Linked DNA regions of Mus musculus: regions 1, 2 and 4 are each linked to region 3. The links are chromatin loops, found by intact Hi-C in ENCODE. Cell type or tissue: left cerebral cortex. All regions are shown on one strand.

Region 1 (5,000 bases), 460 kb after region 3:
GAGGCAGGCATAGACCATATCTAGTTTTTACATGGGTGCTGGGTCTCAACTCAGGTCCTCCTGCTTGATAGCAAGAATTTGTACTGACTAAGCTGTCTGCTCGTGATTCTAGCTGTTCACTTTATTCTATCAGGGGACAGGGTCTCACAAGGCACCCAAAGCTGGCCTGAAACACCAACTTCTCCCGTCTTAGCAGCAGCAGCAGCTGCTGCTGCTGCTGCTTCTTCTTCTTCTTCTTCTTCTTCTTCTTCTTCTTCTTCTTCTTCTTCTTCTTCTTCTTCTTCTTCTCCTTCTCCTCCTTCTCCTCCTCCTCCTCCTCCTCCTCCTCCTCCTCCTTCTTTTTTTGCTTTTTCGAGACAGGGTTTCTCTGTGCAGTCCTGGCTGTCCTGGAACTCACTCTGTAGACCAGGCTGGCCTCCAACTCAGAAATCTGCCTGGATCTGCCTCCCAAGTGCTGGGATTACAGGCGTGTGCCACCACTGCCCTGCTTCATCTCAGCTTCTGATGGTGTTTATGCTCAGGATGAAAATGAATTCCAAGTAGACGAGAGATGTGCTTATGAATACAGAGCAAACACAGTGCAATGCTAAGGCTCATAACTCCAAAGCACAGTGCTGGTTTTTGCTTTATACTGAGCACTTGAGTTTGGTTACCAATACCTACTTAAAACCTGGGTGCAGATAGGCAATAGTGGTGCACAACTTTAATCCCAGCTCTTGAGAGGTAGAGACAGGCAGATCTCTGAGTTCAAAGCCAGCCTAGTCTATAGAGCAGAGTGAGCGAGTTGCAGGTCAAGGCTACACAGAGAAACCTGTCTCAGAAAACAAACAAAACAAAATAAATATCTGGGTGCAGCAGACATTTGATTCCAGTGCTGAGGAGGTAGACAGAGGAGGTACTTGGGACTTGCTTGCTGGCAAGCCTTTAGCCAAATTGGCAAGCTCCAGGTTTAGTAAGAGACTCAGATCAAAAATTTTAAAACGAAAAGCAATTGAGAAAGGCATCTGACTTCTATCTCTGGCCTACACACACACACACACACACACACACACACACACTCAGGCTAAGTTATTTCTCTGCTGGTGAAATGAGCCAATTCAATCCAGATTAGAGTAAGTAATGGCAGGCTTTTGGGGAAGCCTCTCTCAGGCAAGTTCACTGGTCCCGAGGAAGGAGGTCTTGGGGTGGGAGACAGAGGAGAGGAGGAAGAGACTGAGAAGGAGAAAGGAGAAAGAGCACACACATGCAGGGAGAGGGAAAATGCAGAGAAGGGAGAGAAGAGAGAAACAGGGACCAAAATGTCTGGATTATATAGGAAAGAACCTCTGGGGGAGGGGAAGCCCAACCTCTGGGCTAGAAAGTTCAGGGTAGAGGGCAGGGTTTGCCAAGTAGACTGAGGGATGCTGGGAGAACCTGGAGGCCAGGTCTGCTTTGCTATGTTAACTATGCAACCGAGCTGTTTGTAGTCTGAATCTCAATAACACAAACACACACACAGTGTGTGTGTGTGTGTGTGTGTGTGTGTGTGTGTGTGTATGTGTGTGTAGAGGTAGCTCATTGGTTAAGAGCACTTCTGGACTGCTCTTCCAGAGGTCTTGAGTTCGATTCCCAGCAACCACATGGTGGCTCACAGCCATCTGTAATGGATGCCCTGTTCTGGTGTGTCTGAAGAGCTACAGTGTAATCATACATAAAATAAATAAAACTTAAAAAAAATACACCACATACACACCACACACAAACACACATACATACTACATAAACACACACAGAATAAGGAATTGAATGTTGCTCAATGGTTAATTGTATGGTTGTAATGGTTGTTAGTATTTACAATAGCCCAGACTCATTTGCCAGAACATTCAAAACAGAAACAAATGAACCAAATTAGGGTATGGACTTTTATATGTGATATTTATAGACATATAAAAATGTATGTCTCATTTAGCTATGTAGAACTGAAGATGTAACACCTGTGAGTTACATTTCCACTGTTCTACTGGAATGCCACACACACAGAGTCTCCCACAGGTTCCTAGCTCCTAGTCCTTCAAGGGAAATAAACAGAATTAGCTGTTGGGAGGGTTGCTGCCCTGAAGGCTGACAAGTTCACTGTCAGGAAAGTGAGGACCAGTAACTAACCTCTTATGTGATGCGGCAAAGAAGACAGAGATGCCCAACACATGGTACTAGAAATCCCTTTGGGGCTGAGTGTGGTGGTGTGTATTTATAACTGTAGCACTTGGCAGATAAGAGGATCGTTACAAACTAGAAGCTAGCCTGGCTTACAGAGCAAGACTGCCTCAACTCAAAAATAAAATAAGTTGCTGGGGCTTCCAGGTATGGTGACCCACACCTGCTACCCTAGTTCTTGGGGAGTTCAAAATCACAAATCCTTGGCTCCAAATCCTGGTTCCACACCAACCTGGGATACATGAGACCCTGTCTCCAAAACGGAAAGGATAAATCAGCCTTGAGGGTTGGCGAACTTTATCTCTTTGGTTCAGTAAAAAAGGCAAATTAATGAAATCCGAATTTGGATTGAAACTCTCTGGAAAGGGAAATGGTTTGTTATCTGGAGCCGGAAAGGACTTCAGTAGCTGGCAAGAAGTGGAATCAGAGTGGCCTATCTCTGAAGGACTGGCAATGTCACCCTGGGGAGAACTTGCAGGGGTGTCAGATAGTGACACCTTGTGGTGGCCAAGAGTAATGACAGAAACAGTCCAGTGCTTGGGGGATTGGACTTTCCTTCTGGAGTGTGAAAGACCGCAGGTCTATAGGGAATTACTTGTGCTCTAGGACCCAGGGAATCCTGAAGCAGGCTCAGTGTTAGTGAAGCTAGTTGATAATCAGTCTGATTGTTAAGCTGAACATGATGGCTCAGATCCGTGATCGCAGCTTTAGGGATGCTGGACAGGAGGGATGTAGAAATTTGAAGTTGCCCAGGGCATTGGTGAGTTCGAGGTCAAGTTAGGCTACAAAGTAAAATTCTGTCTCAAAAATCCCAAACAAAAAACTCAATTCCATCCTTCTCCGAACCTAAACAAGGCAAAGCAAAAACCAGCAACAGGGGCTGGAGATGTCTCAGCGGTTAAGAGCACTGACTGCTCTTCTGAAGGTCCTGAGTTCAAATGCCGACAACCAAATGGTGGTTCACAACCATCTGTAATGAGATCTGATGACCTCTTCTGGCATGTCTGAAGACAGCTATAGTGAACTTACATATAATAAATAAATAAAATCTTTAAAGAAAAAAGAAAAAAAAAGAAAAAAAAAACCCAAACCTCATGATTCCCAGTCTCTCTCACTGCTTTGGCTTGTTTGAGACGGGGTTTCTCTGTGTAGCCCTGGCTGTCCTGGAACTCGCTCTGTAGACCAGGCTGGCCTTGAACTCACAGAGATCTGTCTGCCTCTGCCTCTGCCTCCTGAGTTAAAGGTTTCCCAGCTGGGACCACCTGGCTTCACTTGTGACTTTTTACATGGGTGCTAGGCATGAAATTCAGCTCAGCAAGCCCTTTGCCCGCTGTGCCACCTCCCCATCTGTACCGTTAACATTTTCTTGTGGCTAGAACAGGAAAAATGTATTCAGCATCCCTAAGACTACGTATTTGATGTTTCTCTCCTGTGTTGTTCTCACAAGGCTTGTCCCATACATGCACACTGTATTTTACCTGTTCTTTTACCCACATGGAGACCTTCTATGTTAGTATAGAGCGGTTGCCTCCTTTTCTCCTCCTCCTCTTCCTTTATCTTCTCTATCTTCTCTTTCTTATTCTTCTTTGGACTAGCAACTGAATTTAAGACCTTGAGGTGTGCTCTACCATTAAACTATACTCCTAGCTCTGCCAAAGGGGGTGGAGGAAATGGCTCAGTGGGCAAAGACCCTGGTCCCAAGCCCGGGGCCTGTGCTTGATCCTGGGAGAACCAACTTCTGCAAGTTGTCCTTGAACCTCCACATGTGTGGCATTCGTGTGTCCTCTCACACTCACACATTTACACACTAATAATAATAAACTAAAGGTTAAAGGAATGGCTGAATAGGTATAGAGAGACCAATTATATCTTTTAAACAGATCTCCATCTAAACCATTAAACTATTTCTACTTTTTGTTGCAAGTACTGCTGTGATAAACATCCATGTGGCTATCTTTTTTTTTTTAAAGATTTATTTATTTATTATATGTAAGTACACTGTAGCTGTCTTCAGACACACCAGAAGAGGGCGTCAGATCTCGTTACGGATGGTTGTGAGCCACCATGTGGTTGATGGGACTTGAACACTGGACCTTTGGAAGAGCAGTCGGGTACTCTTACCCACTGAGCCATCACACCAGCCCTCTATGTGGCTATCTGTATCCTTGATTCTATATATAAGGTAGAATCCTAACAAGAGAAGGGCCAGATTGTCTCCTGGCAATCGCTGCCACCAGCAACAGCATGAGTGGGAACTGTATCCTACCCAGCTACTATCCACTATCACACTGGACCTGTCTTCCTTCTGGGCATGGTGAAGTGTGCCTAGGATTCTAGCACTTGGATGTGGATGCAGTAGGATCAGAACTTCAAGTTCAGCCTGGGCTACATGTCTAAATAAAGAAAGAAGTGGGGCCAGGCATGGTGGTGCACGCCTTTAATCCCAGCACTTGGGAGGCAGAGGCAGGTGGATTTCTGAGTTCGAGGCCAGCCTGGTCTACAAAGTGAGTTCCAGGACAGCCAGGGCTACACAGAGAAACCCTGTCTCGAAAAAACAAAAAACAAAAACAAAACAAAACAACAAAACAAAGAAAGAAAGAAAGAAAGAAGGAAGGAAAGAAAGAAAGAAGAAAAGAAAGAAAGAAAGGAAGGAAGAAAGAAAGAACGAAAGGAAGGAAGGATTTATTTATTTATTTATTTATTTATTTATTTATTATATGTAAGTACACTGTAGCTGTCTTCAGACACACCAGAAGAGGGAGTCAGATCTCATTACAGATGGTTGTGAGCCACCATGTGGTTGCTGG
Region 2 (5,000 bases), 330 kb after region 3:
CAAACACCACAACAGAATCAGTCGAAAAACTGACCGGGGGTTGGCGGGGGGGGGGGGGGGGGGGGGGGGGGGGGAATCACAAGCCATACTCAAATCACACCAAAATCAAACCTGCTAAAAACACAACCCCTCAATCAGAAATCTAAGAAACATAAACTTAAAAAAAAAAAAAGAGTGCGTGTGTGTGCGTGTGTGTGTGTGTGTGTGTGTGTGTGTGTGTAGTCTGCGTGTGTGAGCATGTATTTATATGGAGGCCAGAATCAGGCATCGGACCCCCGGAGCTGGAGTTACAGATGATTGTCAGCTTTCTGGCCGGGGTGCTCTTAGCCACTGAGCATCTCTCCAGCCCTTACGGAGGTATTTTATACGATCATGGCTGGCAGGGAGCAGTAGCTTGGGCTCTTACCCACATTCACCAGTCCTGCTGGAACTATGGCAACAAGGTATCAGCCCGATTTGCAACCACTATGGCAACAATATATCAGAATGATTTGCAACCACAATGACAAACAGTACTGCAGAGCACGTACAGCCAGAACGTGAGTTACCATGTGGCCCTCCCTCCACCCCACTTGTGGGTACACACAGGAAGAAAGCAGGCACGCAGGGAGAGGTCCGCACCTGTTTGGTGCGGCACTGCTCACAATAGCTTCGAGTCGGAAACAGCACCTGCCCATCAATGCATGAAGGGCTGAACAAAATGTGGTACACACAGACAATAGAATATTATTCAGCCTTAAAAATGAAGGAAATCCTGTCATGTGGTTAAATCTCTAGGACATTATGTTAAGTGAATGGCCAAGCCAGTGACAATAGATAAAAAGTCCACAGCTTCACTTATGTGAGGTAACTAATGCAGTCAGATGCAAGGCCCATAAAGAGCGTGGTGGCTGCCGGAGGCTTTAAAAACCACTCTTGGATTAGAAATTCAACCGTAGGCATTTACTATTTTAAAAAGCAATCATGGCCCAGAGTGGCAGTGTATGCCTGTAATCCTAGCACAGAGAAGGTTCAGGGAAGAGGATATGAGTTGAAGGTCAGCTTGGGCTACACAGTGAGGCCTCATCACCACCACCACAAACCAAAAGCTGAGCGTGATGCTGTGTGCCTGTAGCCCTAGCTGTGCAGAAGACTGAGGGGGGAGATAAGTTGAGGCCACATCAACCTAGGCAGCAGAGCCAGGCACTATCTCAAAAAAAAAAAAAAAAAAAAGGTGGCCCTCATTCAATCTAATGCAAGCACTGGCTGACATATAAGTGTTATCACAGTTACAATAACATAGTCAAAAAGTATAATTAAGAGTTTTAAGCCAGGCGTGGTGGCACAGGCCTTTAATCCCAACACTTGGAAGGCAGAGGCAGGCAGATCTCTGAGTTCGAGGCCAGCCTGGTCTACAGAGTGAGCTCCAGGACAGCCAGGGCTACACAGAGAAACCCTGTCTTGAAAAACAAAACAAAAGAGAGAGAGAGAAAGAGAGAGAGAGAGAGAGTGAGTTAGTTCTAAACCAGGCCAACAAAGGAAATTTGTAATTATTATAAAAGAGACATTTTTAATAATAGATATAATGTCTATTGCCCATAACGGAGGAAAAGAAATTCATTCTCAGGTGGCAAAGTCTTGGGGAATAAAGGCTCCTGTCCTCAAACCTGATAACCCGAGTTCTATCCCTGGGACCCATGAGGCAGAGAGAGATAACCAACTCCTGCACCCAGCTCCACGGATATATCAATCATGGTGTATGCGGGTGCACACATATAAAATAGACGCAATTTTAAAAAAGACATTTTCAGGGCTGGAGAGATGGCTCAGCGGTTAAGAGCACTGAGACTGCTCTTCCGAAGATCCTGAGTTCAAATTCCAGCAACCACATGGTGGCTCACACCATCTGTAATGTGATCTGATGCCCTCTTCTGGTGTGTTTGAAGATAGCTACAGTGTACTTACATATAATAAATAAATAAATCCTTAAAAAAAAAAAGACATTTTCAGCTGGGTGGTGGTGGCGCGTGCCTTTAATCCCAGCACTCAGAACTTTGTAAAATGTCACTCTGCACATTAAAAAACATTTATATATAAATGTATAAAATACATAAAAGAGCCACCTAGAAAGAGAAATAAGAAAAATGAGATAATGATGTGATAAATTCAAATTTTAAAACCAGCTTCTAGAACAAAGTCAGAATGGACATATGAGAGGCCATGGCTCCGCAGGTGAAGTCCACTCTGCTCAAGCATGAGGACCTCAGATCAGATGCCCAACATCCATGTAAACATCTGGGCACAGCAGCGCAAGCCTGCAACCACAGCAGGGAGTGAGGGGGGTGAGCACTGGCAGACCCCAGGAGCTCGCTGGCCAGCCAGCCTAGCAGAACAGATGAGCTCCAGGTTCAGTGAAAGGCCTCGCCCCAAAAACAACGCAGTGGGAAGAGGAACAGCACGCCCAACAATGGCACACTTACACACAGACACTAGCACATGTGTGCACACACGATAAGGTGGAGTGTGAAGAGGAAAAGAGCACTTGACACTGGTCACCTGGCTTCATTTTCTCTCTCTCTCTCTCTCTCTCTCTCTCTCTCTCTCACACACACACACACACACACTCTCTCTCTCACACACACTCTCTCTCTCTTTCTCTCTCTCTCACACACACACACACACTCTCTGTCTCTCTGTCTCTGTCTCTGTCTCTCTCTCACACACACACACTCACACTCTCTCTCTCACACACACACAGAAACATTACGTAACATACAAAGCAAACACTCACTGGTTTGCCTGAAGGTCTTCAATCTCCAGAAGGACGCCCTTCTCATGCAGCCTCGCTGCTGTGTACTTCAGAGAAATCTTTTTGCTTTTCTTGCCTTTCATTTCCCTAGGCTTTTTGGAGACCCTGGGAAGATTAGGAAAAAGACAGGGATGTTAATGGGCATCAGGGACATCAAAGCTAAGAAAAGTAACCATGGGGAGAAGATGGGCCTCCACAGGGTGGCAGGGAAGTGGGCGGGGTGTGAGTGGGGGTGGTCCTCAGCAAAGACAACTGAAGACTGACCGTGACAGACAACTTCTGTCGCCCATGCACTTCCAGTTTACTCTCAGAAAACGCCTACATTGGCAGAGCAGCACATTTTAAAGAAGCTGGTGCAGACATTTTAAGTAAAAATTTGAGATTTGTTATTTTATGTGTGTAAGTGCTTTGTCTGCCTGTACGCCTGCGTAGGCATCGGAGTCCCTGGGATTTCAGTTACAGACAGCTGTGCGCCTCCACGTGGGTGCTGACAATTGAAGCTGGTTGCCTTGGAAAAGCAGCCAGGGATTTTAACCACTGTGCCACTCTCCAACTCCATCCATCGGTTTTGGTTTTGGTTTTTGTTTTGTTTGGTTTGGTTTTGCTTTGCTTTGTTTTTAAAGATTAAACAAAAGTTCCTCGATATGACACAGTATTCAGCCATTCAAAGTGAAGACCTACTGTGTCTGCCTAGAAGACCTAAAAATGTCAACGGGGCAAGGAGGACAGCTAGACCTTGGTTTCTAAATGAAGTTAGGGCAGCTTGGAGAGATCTTCACTCTAGGCCTGAACAGAGCAAACTACAAATTAAACCTGACACAGAATTCATCAGAAAGCCAGAAAGCACAAAAGACAGCCCCAACAAGGACGAACACGCCGCTAAAGGCTCCAGGGTAGTAGGGGACCACCTCTACATACTAGCTCCATCCCCCCCACCCAAGGATGCGCATGTGAGCTAGAGGGTCGGGGTGTAGGAAACACAATTTAAATTCCAGAGAATCCATGGGAAGGGCTCATGGGTGTCTTCTTCCTTCAACCGTTCTGAGGTTTGAAATTTCTAAGAAGAAAAGGGTGGGAGCTTGCAGTTTCTTCCCTGTAAAACGCAGGCTCAGGTTTGTGACCAGCACAGGAAAGCCTTCCCTGGAGCCTGTGATCCTGCCTACAGGCATCGGGAGCCTAAATGTTTATAAAGTCTTTCAGAGGTTGGTCGGTTTGGAGGCCAGCCTGACTCATGCTAGAATTACAGGTGTGCACCATCATGCTTAGTGGGAGATTTGGAAGCCAAGTTAGATGGTCCCCTTCCAGGATTCACTGACATCTAGACTAAACCAATACTTTACAACAAGTACTTAGAAATAAGCATCTCCAAGCCCCTTCCCATCTCCCCCACATCACACCAACAGATGGAGCCAGGCAATTGTGCAGACATCAGAAGCAAAACCAAGAAGTGATGCAGCAGGTAGGTCCTGGGTGCTGTAGTTCAGTGACAGTCAAGTGAGGCGGTGACACATACCTTTAATCCCAGCACCTGGGAGACAGGGGCAGGAGGATATCTGAGTTTGAGCCCAGCCTAGTCTACAGACTGAGTTCCTGACCAGTCGGGAGACAGTGAGAGCTTATCTCAAAAAAGAAGAAAGAAAAATCCAACCTCAAGCCAGCAACATGACTTTGCCAGTAAAGCCCTTGCCGCAAGAGCCTGGAGACAGAGTTCAGAAGGTCCTGGGAGTCGGGGCAGACAGATGGACCAGCCCTGGAGTTGTCCTTTGACATCTACACACACTCCCTCCCCTTCCCTCCCCACATTAGCAACAGGACATTTGTTTTGTTTTTTCGAGACAGAGTTTCTCTGTGTAGCCCTGGCTGTCCTGGAACTCACTTTGTACACCAGGCTGGCCTCAAATTCAGAGATCCACCTGTCCAAGTGCTGGGATCAAAGGCATGTGCCACCACTCCCCGGTAGCAACAGGACATTTAATAAAAACTAAAACACTTGTCTCATTGTCACGTTAGAAGCTGTTTCTAATTCTCTCCATCCCCTAATTCCCACCCTGGAATAATGAAAAACAAAGACTCACTTGCCCTTGCTGGCCAAGTTATCCAAGCAGGTTTTGATGTAGCTCTTGTAGTAGTCCACCTGCTCGCCGTAAAAGGTGGCCTTAGAGTTCAGCGCCGAGTACGTCTGCTGCAGTTTTACCAATTCAGCTTTCCTCCT
Region 3 (5,000 bases):
GAGCAGCCCCCACTCCCTGGGCACTAGCTATAGGTCTACTAGACTGGGTTTTCTCCCTGCCAGGAAGAAGAGCGAACCTTTGCTGGCTTCCTGGTACTTGCGCCTGGCCTGGGTGCTATCTCGTACCAGGGTCCGGTACTGAGTCTTCAGCTTCTCAATGTCCTGGCTGTGGGTCTGGAAGGAAAAGGGAGGTCAGGGCGCGGAGGCAGACCCTTACGCCTGGGGCAATCACATCTGAGGCAAGGTCCTGCCGCCCAGGCTGTCAGGTTAGAGGAACTCATCCTTCCCAGGGAGTCTGGAGACTTGTGGGGAAGGGGGCTGCTAAGGTCAGGGTCAGAGGAGCTGCTGAAGGAGGCAGGAAAGAATTCGGGACAGGCTCCTACTATCCTTCCTGGTGGCAGATATGTAGATTCATATGACCCTATAGTCAAAAAAAAAAAAAAATTCCGCCGGGCCCCTGAGCCATCGCCCAGTCCCTGGTTTTCTGCCTTTGAAATGTATTCATGATGCGGAAGGGTGGTGGTGGTGCACGCCTTTAATCCCAGTACTCGGGAGACAGAGGCAAGCAGATTTCTGAGTTTGAGACCAGCCTGGTCTACAAAGTGAGTTCCAGGACAGCCAGGGCTATACAGAGAAACCCTGTCTTGAACCCCCCCCCCCCAAAAAAAACCTCCTTAGGCTTGGTTATCATATTGAAATTCTTTTCCTTCTCATAATTTTTTTTTTTTGAGGTAGGGCCTCACTACCTCAAGACTATTCCAGGCTTACCCAGGACCCATTCTGTAGCCCAGGCTGGCCTCAAATTTGTCACAGTCCTATCTCTGGAATGCTGGGATTACACACATGAGCCACGACACTCAAGTTCACACTGAGTTACTATTTTATTTTAAAATTTTGTTCCATTTATGTATATGTGGTTGTATGTATGTACAGGAAGGCATGCCCACCAAAGCCAGAAGAGGCTGTCAGATCTCTGGGAGCTAAAGTCATAGGTATTTGTAAGCTTTGTTTGGTGTAGGTATTGGGATCTGAATTCTGATCCTCTAAAAAAGAGTAAACATTCTTAACACTAAGCCCTACAAAATCATGCTTGTGTGTGTGTGTGTGTGTGTGTGAGTGTGAGTGTGTGTATGTGAGTGAGAGTGTGTGTGTGTGTGTGAGTGTGTGTGAGAGAGTGTGTGTGAGTGTGTGTATGTGTGTGTGTGAGAGAGAGTGTGTGTATGTGTGTGTGTGTGAGTGAGAGTGTGTGTGTGAGTGTGTGTGTGAGAGTGTGTGTGTGAGTGTGTGTATGTGTGTGTGTGAGAGAGAGTGTGTGTGAGTGAGAGTGTGTGTGTGTGTGTGTGAGTGTGTGAGTGAGAGTGTGTGTGAGTGTGTGTGAGAGTGTGTGTGTGAGTGTGTGTATGTGTGTGTGTGAGAGAGAGTGTGTGTGAGTGTGTGTGTGCTATGGTGCACATGTAGAAGTGTCAGAAGACAAGGTGCAGGAGCTGGGTCTCTCCTTACTGTGAGTCCCAGGGACCAAACTCGGGTTGTCAGGCAAGGCAGTAAATCAACCTTCACACACCGAGCCGCCTCGCTAGCTTTTTGTTTTGTTTTGTTTTGTTTTGTTTTGTTTTGTTTTGTTTTGTTCTGGGCAAGTTCCCCTGCTCTATAGCCCAAGACAGTCTGCAACCTATGGCAATCCTCCTGCCTCTATTGATTGAGTGCAAGGATTATAGACCACCATACACTTGTCTTTTACCTTAACTTCCAACATTTTTATTTTGCTCAGAGCCCTGCACAGTATGTTCCTGGTAGTAGGAACAGCGGGTGGTGGCCCAAGACTGGAATGCTCAGCCCAGTTCTCTTGCTTGGATGCTGGGACAAAATGTGCAAGCTTCATTTGGCTTCTTTGAATCTCAGGTTCCCCATCTGTAACTGATTGAATCCATAGACTTTGCCAGTCTTTTTTTTTGGGGGGGGTATGTTTTTGAGACAGGGTTTCTCTGTGTAGCTCTGGCTGTCCTGGAACTCACTCTGCAGACTAGGCTGGCCTCTAACTTGGAGATCAGTTTGCCTCTGCCTCCCAAGTGGTAGGATTAAAGGCGTTCACCACCACTGCCTGGCAACTTGGAAAGTCTTAAAGAGCCAGCTAGTATATATTTCGAGCATGTAGGTCATAGAGTTCTGCAGGAATTACTCCATTCTTTCGCTGAAACATAGGATCCCAAACGATGGGAGGACAAATGAGCATGAAACCCTTAACTAGAATTGAGTTAGGAAAGTCTGGGAAGGCGGACCACAAGAGGGCGCTGTGGGTCCATGGTAGGACCCAGCTCTGTGGCAATGAGGGGTGTGGTACTGGGAGATTGACCAGTGAGTGAATTGGGGAGAGAGGCACCCAGAGACAAAGCAGCTGCCTGTAACCCAGCCTGTAGCTGAAGAGCTGCTGGGACTCAGACCAGGGCAGGATTCGGCCTCTGGGGCCCTGGCGGGGTCCACTCTAAGCACACTTGCCCCCCCCCCCCAAGTCCCTCACAGTGGCTCAACAGGCCCTGTAGCAAGTTAGCCAAAGTTGTGAGAGGAAAGGAGGAAGCTGCAGCGGCAAGGCCACACAGGCCATCCTGGAGCTGGGCCTGCGGTCAGTGACTTCTGCTTCCCTAAGCACTCTTGTGTAAAACTGCACCTTATTGCGACAGCGTCCTCTGGGTGCCCGCCTACCTTGGTGAGCTCCTGCTGCAGCTGCTGCCACTGCTCGTTGTACGTCTTTCTCAGGTGCTGCCGCTCCCGGATCAGCACGCTCAGTTTGCTCAAGGGCCCCGAGTTCAGATCTTCTGCATGCTGCCGCAGCACCCGGCTCAAGTTCTCGGTCTGGCTTGTTATCTCTGCCCAGGACTACAGCACATTGTGGGATAGGGAAATGGGAAGAACAGGGCAATGGCCCGCAAGCCTGGGTTTGCATCCTTTCCAACCCCACCTCTAAGCGGGGAGGTGATGAGGGCAAGTGAATGGGAGAGCTCACGGAAGCTCACCTGGCTGACAGGGCTGTCGGGGCCGCTGCTCCAGCTCTGGCCTCCGCTGTCCTGCAAGGACATGTGGTGAAGCAATCCTGCATATTCCCGGTCACTCTTGACCCTCTGGGCCATCCACTTCCTCATGCCCTCCAATAAGCGCAGCTCAGCTTCCTGCATCTGCTGCACTGCCCCGTGGCCCTGGGGGCTGCACAGCTCTGAAGAGAAGCCCATAATGGTGTCCTGGGGACAGAAACCGGGTCATTCAGTGGAGACAAAAGAAGCGGCTGGTGATGGAAGATGAGGCTACGGTCGAAGAGGGCTGCGGGCGGGACATGGGTGGGGTTCTGCTTAGAAAAAAAAAAAAAATACCAAGAGGTGCAGAGAGCAGCCTGGACTGGGGCTGGCCCTTCTGCTTCCGATGTACTAGACTAGATTTCAGAGCCAGTGGTCCTGTTTCCAGGAACCAGACTGGAGGTCCCTAACAGGACCCTTCCCCCACACCATTCCTGGGTGTTACCGACTCCTGCCCTGCCCAGGGCCTTCAACAGTGCTGGACTGCGGCCTCCGGGAGCCACCGAAAAAAAACCCTATCACTGGGCTTTCCTGCTCTTCCCAAGATCCTAGCCCCACCCCCATCAGGTTTCAGGTTCCCAGAACACCCGCCTGGCCCCTTTCCGGTGCCCAGCCCTGCCCGTGTTCCACATAAACTCCTGGATCTCGAAGGTGGAGTTACCTTTCTCGGGCAGCTGCTCCTGGGGTAGGTGGCGGTGGACCGACTAAGGCCCAGAATCTGCCGGGCCAGTTCCTGATTCCTGCTTCCTCCTCCGTGGTTTCAGTTGCCCTAGGCCGCGGGGCGGGTCCACTATAGGGAAGAGAGAGCACAGCCCACCCCCCCATCCTGCTCCCCACTCTGCGTGCCCTGGGCCACAGCCTACAGCGACAGCTCAGCCACGGAAACGGAAGGGAGGAGGAGGCCGGCAAAGAATGGCCATGCGAAGAGTGGCCTGTGAACCAGGCACTCTCCAGGGTCCCGCGAACGCGGGGGAAGGAACCCAAAATGCAGTGGGGATGGACTCAAGGTGAGGCCTCAGGCAGGGTGTTGGGACCCCCGGGGCACCCAGGGTGTGTGGACTAATGTGAATCCTGACAGCGTGCTAGGGTGCCAGGGGGACATAGAGGAAGGAAGCCTAATCCTGTCCCTCCTCTGGATTCCCTAAGGAGACCTCAGGCGCCAGCCACTATTTGCATATAAAATCTCCAAGTCAAAATCCTAAGCAGAGGCCTGCTTCTCGGGCCCGGGTTCCGGTAGCACCCTTTCTCTCAGGCAGGGCGTTGAGTCTCAGTGGCAGCCTGGGCCAGCGTGGGGTATAGAACTGAGGAGAAATTATTTCCCCATGAGGGACTCAGGTTCCCCCAGCCATTCAATCCTGGTTTGCTGGGGTTTTTTTTGTTTGTTTGTTTTGTTTTTTCTTTTATTTTGAGAAAGGGTCTCTCTGTGTAGTCCTAGAACTTGCTATGTAGATCAGGCTGGCCTCAGATGAAGAGATGCCCTGCCTCTGCCTCCCAAATGCTGAGATTAAAGGTGAGCTCGGCTAGCTGTGATAAACACCAGAACTGAAAGCAGCCTGGAGAGAGAGATTGTCTGATTTAAGGATTAGAGTCCACCACCAAGGGAAGTCAGGGCTGGAGCTGAAACAGGAACCACGGAGGACACTGCTCGCTGGCCACTTGCTTTCACAGGCACCCCAGGATCTTTGTATGGGAAGGTAGACACCCCCAGTACACCGGGCCTTTCCACATCAGCCAGTATCAAAATGCTCCACCGACTTGCCCACAGGCCAATCCAATGGAGGCAACTTCTCAACTGAAGCTTCTCTTCCCAGGTGACACTAGCTTATGTCATGATAAAACCAAGGAGCACACAGATCTGGGTTCACTCAGGATCCCCTCAGACCTCAGCAGTGGAAGCCCTAGACCTCTTAGAGGCATTTAAGCCTTCTGACTTAAGCC
Region 4 (5,000 bases), 190 kb after region 3:
TTCGCGTTCCTCTGATCTGCCTCGAGCGGCCGTGTCATTTCTCCACAGCTGGCTGTTTGAGTTTCTCCCCTTATGACTGACTGCTCTTTATCCTTGGGCCATGTCTGCATTAGGCTCTGACGATGCGCCCTCTGATGTAAAGGGGCCTTTGTATTTGGGGGTGATTGTGCATGCTTCTGTTGCATGAAGTGTGTATCGTTTGTTCTTTTCCTTTGCTGTGGGCTCCAGCTCTAGGAGACTGCTTTTTAAAAATAAGGTCAAACCTTAGGCCTTCTAAAGATTTTTGCTTAGAGGGTTTTTCTCTATTTCAATATAAAAATATCTTTATCATGTTTCCTTCCAAGACCTCAGCAGTTTGGCTGATAGTGGGGACCAGACTGTCCTTCAGAGAGGCTGACGGTCCACCCATGCTACAGCTCTGAGCACAGGCAGAATTTCAAAGTCTTTGTTACTGATGAGCAAGATATATGCATGTATTGGTGTACATATGGGGGCCAGAGGTTGACGTCATTTCTCTTTCCCAATTCCTGCCTCCCTCCCTACTATTTTTTTTTTAAAGTTGAAAAGGGGTCTTCTCTTTTCCAAGGGAATCCTTTATTTGATCCACTGAGGTGGGCTTGAGGGATTAAATAAGATTTGGACCACATGTGCATGCTGTACAGAGGCAGGAAGCCACTTGTAGACCTGTAGAGCATTTTCCTTCTTGTTCCTTGTTGGGAGCTTGTTTGTTGTTGTTTAGGGCTTTTGAGACACTATAGTCTGGCCTCGCCTGGGACTTAGTTTGTGTGTGTATATGTGGGTGCGGGTGGTGTAAGTATGTGCTAATGTGAGTTTGTGCACATGTGTGTATGGTATCAAATGCATGTGTGTGTATTCAAGTATCTATCTCAATCTTTCTCTACTTTATTCTTTGAACAGGGTCTCTCACTGAACCTAGAGCTCATCGATTTTGCTAGGTTGGCTGGTCAGTGAGTCTCAGGGACCTGCCTGTCTCTGCCTTCTCCAGCGTGTTCTTGCAGGCATGCACCTCTGCAGCAGGCTACAGAAGATCAGACTTACATGGCAGGTGATTACCAAGTGAGTCACCTCCCCAGCCCCTGGCCTGGCACTCTGGGTAGCACAATGAACTTCCTGATTAGTTCTCTTGAATGGCTGCTGTGACATGTGTGTAAAACTGCACCCGCCTTTCTTGTGGTTTTAAACTCAACCTTCCCTAACCTGTCAGGTCTGGATTCGTATGCAAATAAGGGTCTTTAGCAGGCACCTGCATTTTTTTTTAATATGTAAGTACCCTGTAGCTGTCTTCAGACACACCAGAAGAGGGCATCAGATCTCATTACGAATGGTTGTGAGCCACCATGTGGTTGCTGGGATTTGAACTCAGGACCTTCAGAAGAGCAGTCAGTGCTCTTACCCGTTGAGCCATCTCGCCAGCCCGGCACCTGCATTTTTAACAAGTGTGCATTTGAGAGCCACATTGTCATCCTCACAAATGAGATGACCAGGGATACATTTTTTTTTTAATTTCAAAAATAAAAACCGGGCTGGAGAGATAGCTCAGCAGTTAAGAGCACTGACTGCTCTTCCAGAGGTCCTAAGTTCAATTCTCAGCAACCACATGGTGGCTCACAACCATCTGTAATGGTATTTGATGCCCTTTTCTGGTGTGTCTGAAGACAGAAACATTGTACTCATATACATAAAATAAATAAATCTTTAAAAATAAAATAAAATAAAAACCTAGCCCAGAGGCTGCTCGTGGGCTCTGGAGGACTAGAAGCCTAGAGATGGTTGCCACATGGCTATGGAATCATCAGTGGGTGTTTTCCACTGGTGATGGGGCCCTTTTCGAGCAGTACTGGGATCCAAAATTCTTTTTTCCTTAAGGAAAAAAAAAGTGTATATGTATCTGGGTGTTCAACCTTTACATGTATCTGTGTACCACATGAGAATCCCTCCCCTCCCCACAGGGCCAGAAGGTTTCATATACCTTGTGGGTCTGCAGTTGTGAGCCACCATATGGGTGTTGGAATGACTTCCAGGCCTCTGGAACAGCAACCAGTGCTCTTAGCCACTGAGCCACTGCTTTAGTCCCTCAAACACGAGTTCTTGGCTATGCACTCATATTGATGTTACGATAAGAACATTAACGGAGAGGCTGGACAGACAGCTCAGTAGTTAAGAGCACTGGCTGCTTTCCCAGAGGACCTGGGTTTGGTTCCCAGCACCAGTATCAGGTGGCTTACAATCACCTGTAACACCAGCTCCAGGGGATTAGAGCCTCAGAGGGCACTTGTGATTCCATGTTCATATCCATGCTCAGACACATAACACCTACACGTAATTAAAAACAGTAAAACTTAAAACAAAACAAAACAAAACACTGATGGATTGGTCCCTGAGCCTCCTGTGGTCCTCCATATTGAAGTTCCGTGGCATCCTGTCTTTTTCTTGGCTTTGGTCTCCTCCTTCCCTTTCCCTTGGGGTTTGAACGCCTTCCAGTCTCTCCATCTACCTCTGAACATAACTTCTCATGCGGCTCCACAAGATGTTGGAGCCTGAAAGGACTCGGGGCTCAGTCTGAAAGCTGCTGGTAGCCACACCAAGCACGTGGAGATGGACTGGCACTCTAAAGATGCTGAGAAGTCTTTTAGCACAAACCCCTCTTCACTATGCAGCTACCACCCTAACCCTACACAGGTCCCCATCTGTGCACCCTGTCCTCAGCACCCAGAAGGACCAGTGCTTGTCCCAGGAATGCCGACGTTCAGGCCCCCCAGGGGAGGAGTGGTTAGCAGCAAGTGGCTGCTGCCACCCTGTGGGGTCACACAGGAAGTTCCTCAGAGCCAAGCCAAGCAGCTTCAGAAAGCCTGAACTGGAAGTCACATATCATCAGCCCCCACTGCCCTGCCTGATTGCAAAGGGAGGGCAGAATCAGCCATGTAGGTCGTGGAGAGGCAGAGTTTGGACGCCACAGGCTGTCCTTAGGGAGTGTGCGTTGGCAAGCTAGCCAGCTGATGTGCCGACACCAGGGCTCCAAGGAGAATGTCGGCAGAGCCCCTTGCATGGACTGAGGAATCGCTCAACGATCAGGCCTCCCAGAACCTTCTCTCTGGAGCATGGCCATTAATTTGGTTTAACTCCCAGACTCTCTGTCTCTCTTACTAGTGCTTCAGACTCCTGAGAGAGTGCATCTAATGGGCTGCGTGGATGGGCCAGCATTGTGGAATTTCATGGCCCAGTTCCGGGAGGTGAGGGCCCAGGTAGCCTCCAGCTTGCAGAACTCCGTCCTGGGCCCAATAAAAGACCTGTAGATGTTTGCAGAGGTTTGTTTGTTTGTTTGTTTTTTGGAGAGAATCAAAGCCCCTGAAGAAACCACCAGAGGAAAAGCCTGATTTTAAAGGGTTGGAACAAGTAACAAGCAAACATTGTTAGAGGTTGGTCTGGAGGCTCCTGAGGCTACGTAGGCATTGGTATCTTGAGAAGGTAGAGCAGAGCTGCCGGCTCCCAGCTGCTCTGGAGCCAGCACAGCTGCAGAGGCAGCCATGAGACCTTTCTGAGTAGTCCCAAACACTAAGGTGTTCACTTCAGAAGTCGTGGGCCCATTGCTTCTCAGAAATCATTTTCTCATGGTTTGAGGTCTTTGTAATAAAGGACTCACTTTAATATAAAGAATAACCAGAGGTGGTGGGATAGGCCTGTAATTCCAGCACTGGGGAGGTGGAAAACAAAAAGTGGGGAGTTCAGAAGTTGTTCTCAAAATGCAGCAGTTGGAGACTGGTATGGACTATAGAACAATAGCTAACAATAAATAACAATAGCAACAGAATCCAAAGACTAACAGCAGAAATGGAGGATGCTCATCCTGTAGTGATGGGGAGGGGAGGTGGGGCGTCCCTCTCTTTATCTGATAAAGAAACTGAGGCAGAGAGCAACCACCAGCTTGCCTCTTTTTCACAGTAAAGGGTGGAGGGCAGACATTAACCCCAGTGTCTCACTAGAGAGTCCATATGCTTAGGCCCCATGTCTGCTCCTGAATGGGGACCCTGTTTGCTTCTATGGTCCTGGCTGATGTCGGGATGTTTCTTTTCACTCCCAGAAGGATCTGGTTTGGGCAATGCATGTCCTTTGCTATCACAGGAAGACACTGGTGGACAGTTTGCAAAGCCTAGCCTACAGCTGCTGTGTCCATGGATTCTGGCCCCTGGGTCTCCTTCTCTTGGGCCCCTCCTGTGAGATGCTTCATGAAGCAGCTAAGATTTCCTACTTCAGGGGCTCGTGTTGATACTCAGAAAACCATTCAACTTTCTCCCTGCTCCCTCCCAAGGGAAAAGCAGTCTGTCCTTACCCATGTTGTCAGCAGTTAGTCTGTCTTTATCCATGGTGTTGCCATTGTAGTTAGGGGTGGGCAATCACAGCCCAGAAATAGAAAATGGAAAGTTCCAGAGATGCATTTTTCTCTTTCTCTTGGCCTTTTTGTTTTTGAGTCAGAGCCTCAGGTAGCCCAGGATAGCCTCAGATTCACTATCCTCCTGCCTCCACCTCCAACGCGCTCAGGCTACAGGCATGTGCATCACAATGGGGAAGTCTTGCTTCCCCACGGGTATATGTGAACCAGAGGCAAGGACTGTCTAAATCAATTCTGACTTCCCAGTTCCCAGCTCAGTAGCCTCCAGCACCATCTCTCTCTCTCTCTCTCTCTCTCTCTCTCTCTCTCTCTCTCTCTCTCTCTCTCTCTCACACACACACACACACACACACACACACACACACACACACACAGAGTCAGGACTGCCCGGTTATTTTCTTTAGTTCCAAATTCTAACACTTCAACCATCCATCACCAACTCCGAGTCAGGACTCCCGTACTTATATTGGGAGGCATAGCAGCACAGTAGTTTTTTTTCTTGTTTGTTTGTTTGTTTGTTTTTCCCTATCAATTTCCCCCAGGCATCAGGCATAAATCAGGCTGTTGTAAAACCTTCAAGGTTGGCAGCAGA

The links. Hi-C counts contacts between places; a loop is a spot of excess contacts. Peaks named below come from ENCODE experiments on the same cell type or tissue, not always from the same donor. Only the 100,000 strongest peaks of a DNase experiment are listed, where the experiment ranks them.
Region 1: it touches region 3 in a loop (3-fold over the local background); 9 of 42 quality-filtered maps call a loop at or near these places.
Region 2: a loop joins it to region 3, with 3 times the contacts of the local background. A loop is called at or near these places in 11 of 42 quality-filtered maps.
Region 4: a loop joins it to region 3, with 5 times the contacts of the local background. A loop is called at or near these places in 36 of 42 quality-filtered maps.

The regions. Positions count from the first base shown.
Region 1 is chr7:80,847,240-80,852,239 of GRCm38, forward strand. No RefSeq gene overlaps it. Among named protein-coding and RNA genes, the nearest start is that of Zscan2, 11 kb to the right of the region's middle. In left cerebral cortex, a CTCF peak has its summit at 2,699 (motif pointing left); a DNase peak (open chromatin) is centred at 2,669.
Region 2 is chr7:80,718,099-80,723,098 of GRCm38, forward strand. It overlaps Iqgap1 (IQ motif containing GTPase activating protein 1), which reads right to left. Exons shown (of 38, transcript NM_016721.2): 35 at 4,864-5,000; 36 at 2,771-2,893. Among named protein-coding and RNA genes, the nearest start is that of Crtc3, 32 kb to the left of the region's middle. In left cerebral cortex, a CTCF peak has its summit at 1,902 (motif pointing left); a DNase peak (open chromatin) is centred at 3,145.
Region 3 is chr7:80,384,114-80,389,113 of GRCm38, forward strand. Fes (feline sarcoma oncogene) reads right to left here and starts at 3,833. Exons shown (of 19, transcript NM_010194.2): 1 at 3,724-3,833; 2 at 3,009-3,230; 3 at 2,698-2,871; 4 at 78-174. The coding sequence starts at 3,221. In left cerebral cortex, a CTCF peak has its summit at 2,284 (motif pointing right); DNase peaks (open chromatin) are centred at 2,287, 2,632 and 3,938; H3K4me3 peaks cover 1,642 bases; H3K27ac peaks cover 1,360 bases.
Region 4 is chr7:80,577,760-80,582,759 of GRCm38, forward strand. No RefSeq gene overlaps it. Among named protein-coding and RNA genes, the nearest start is that of Gm42398, 24 kb to the left of the region's middle. In left cerebral cortex, a CTCF peak has its summit at 2,816 (motif pointing left); a DNase peak (open chromatin) is centred at 2,818.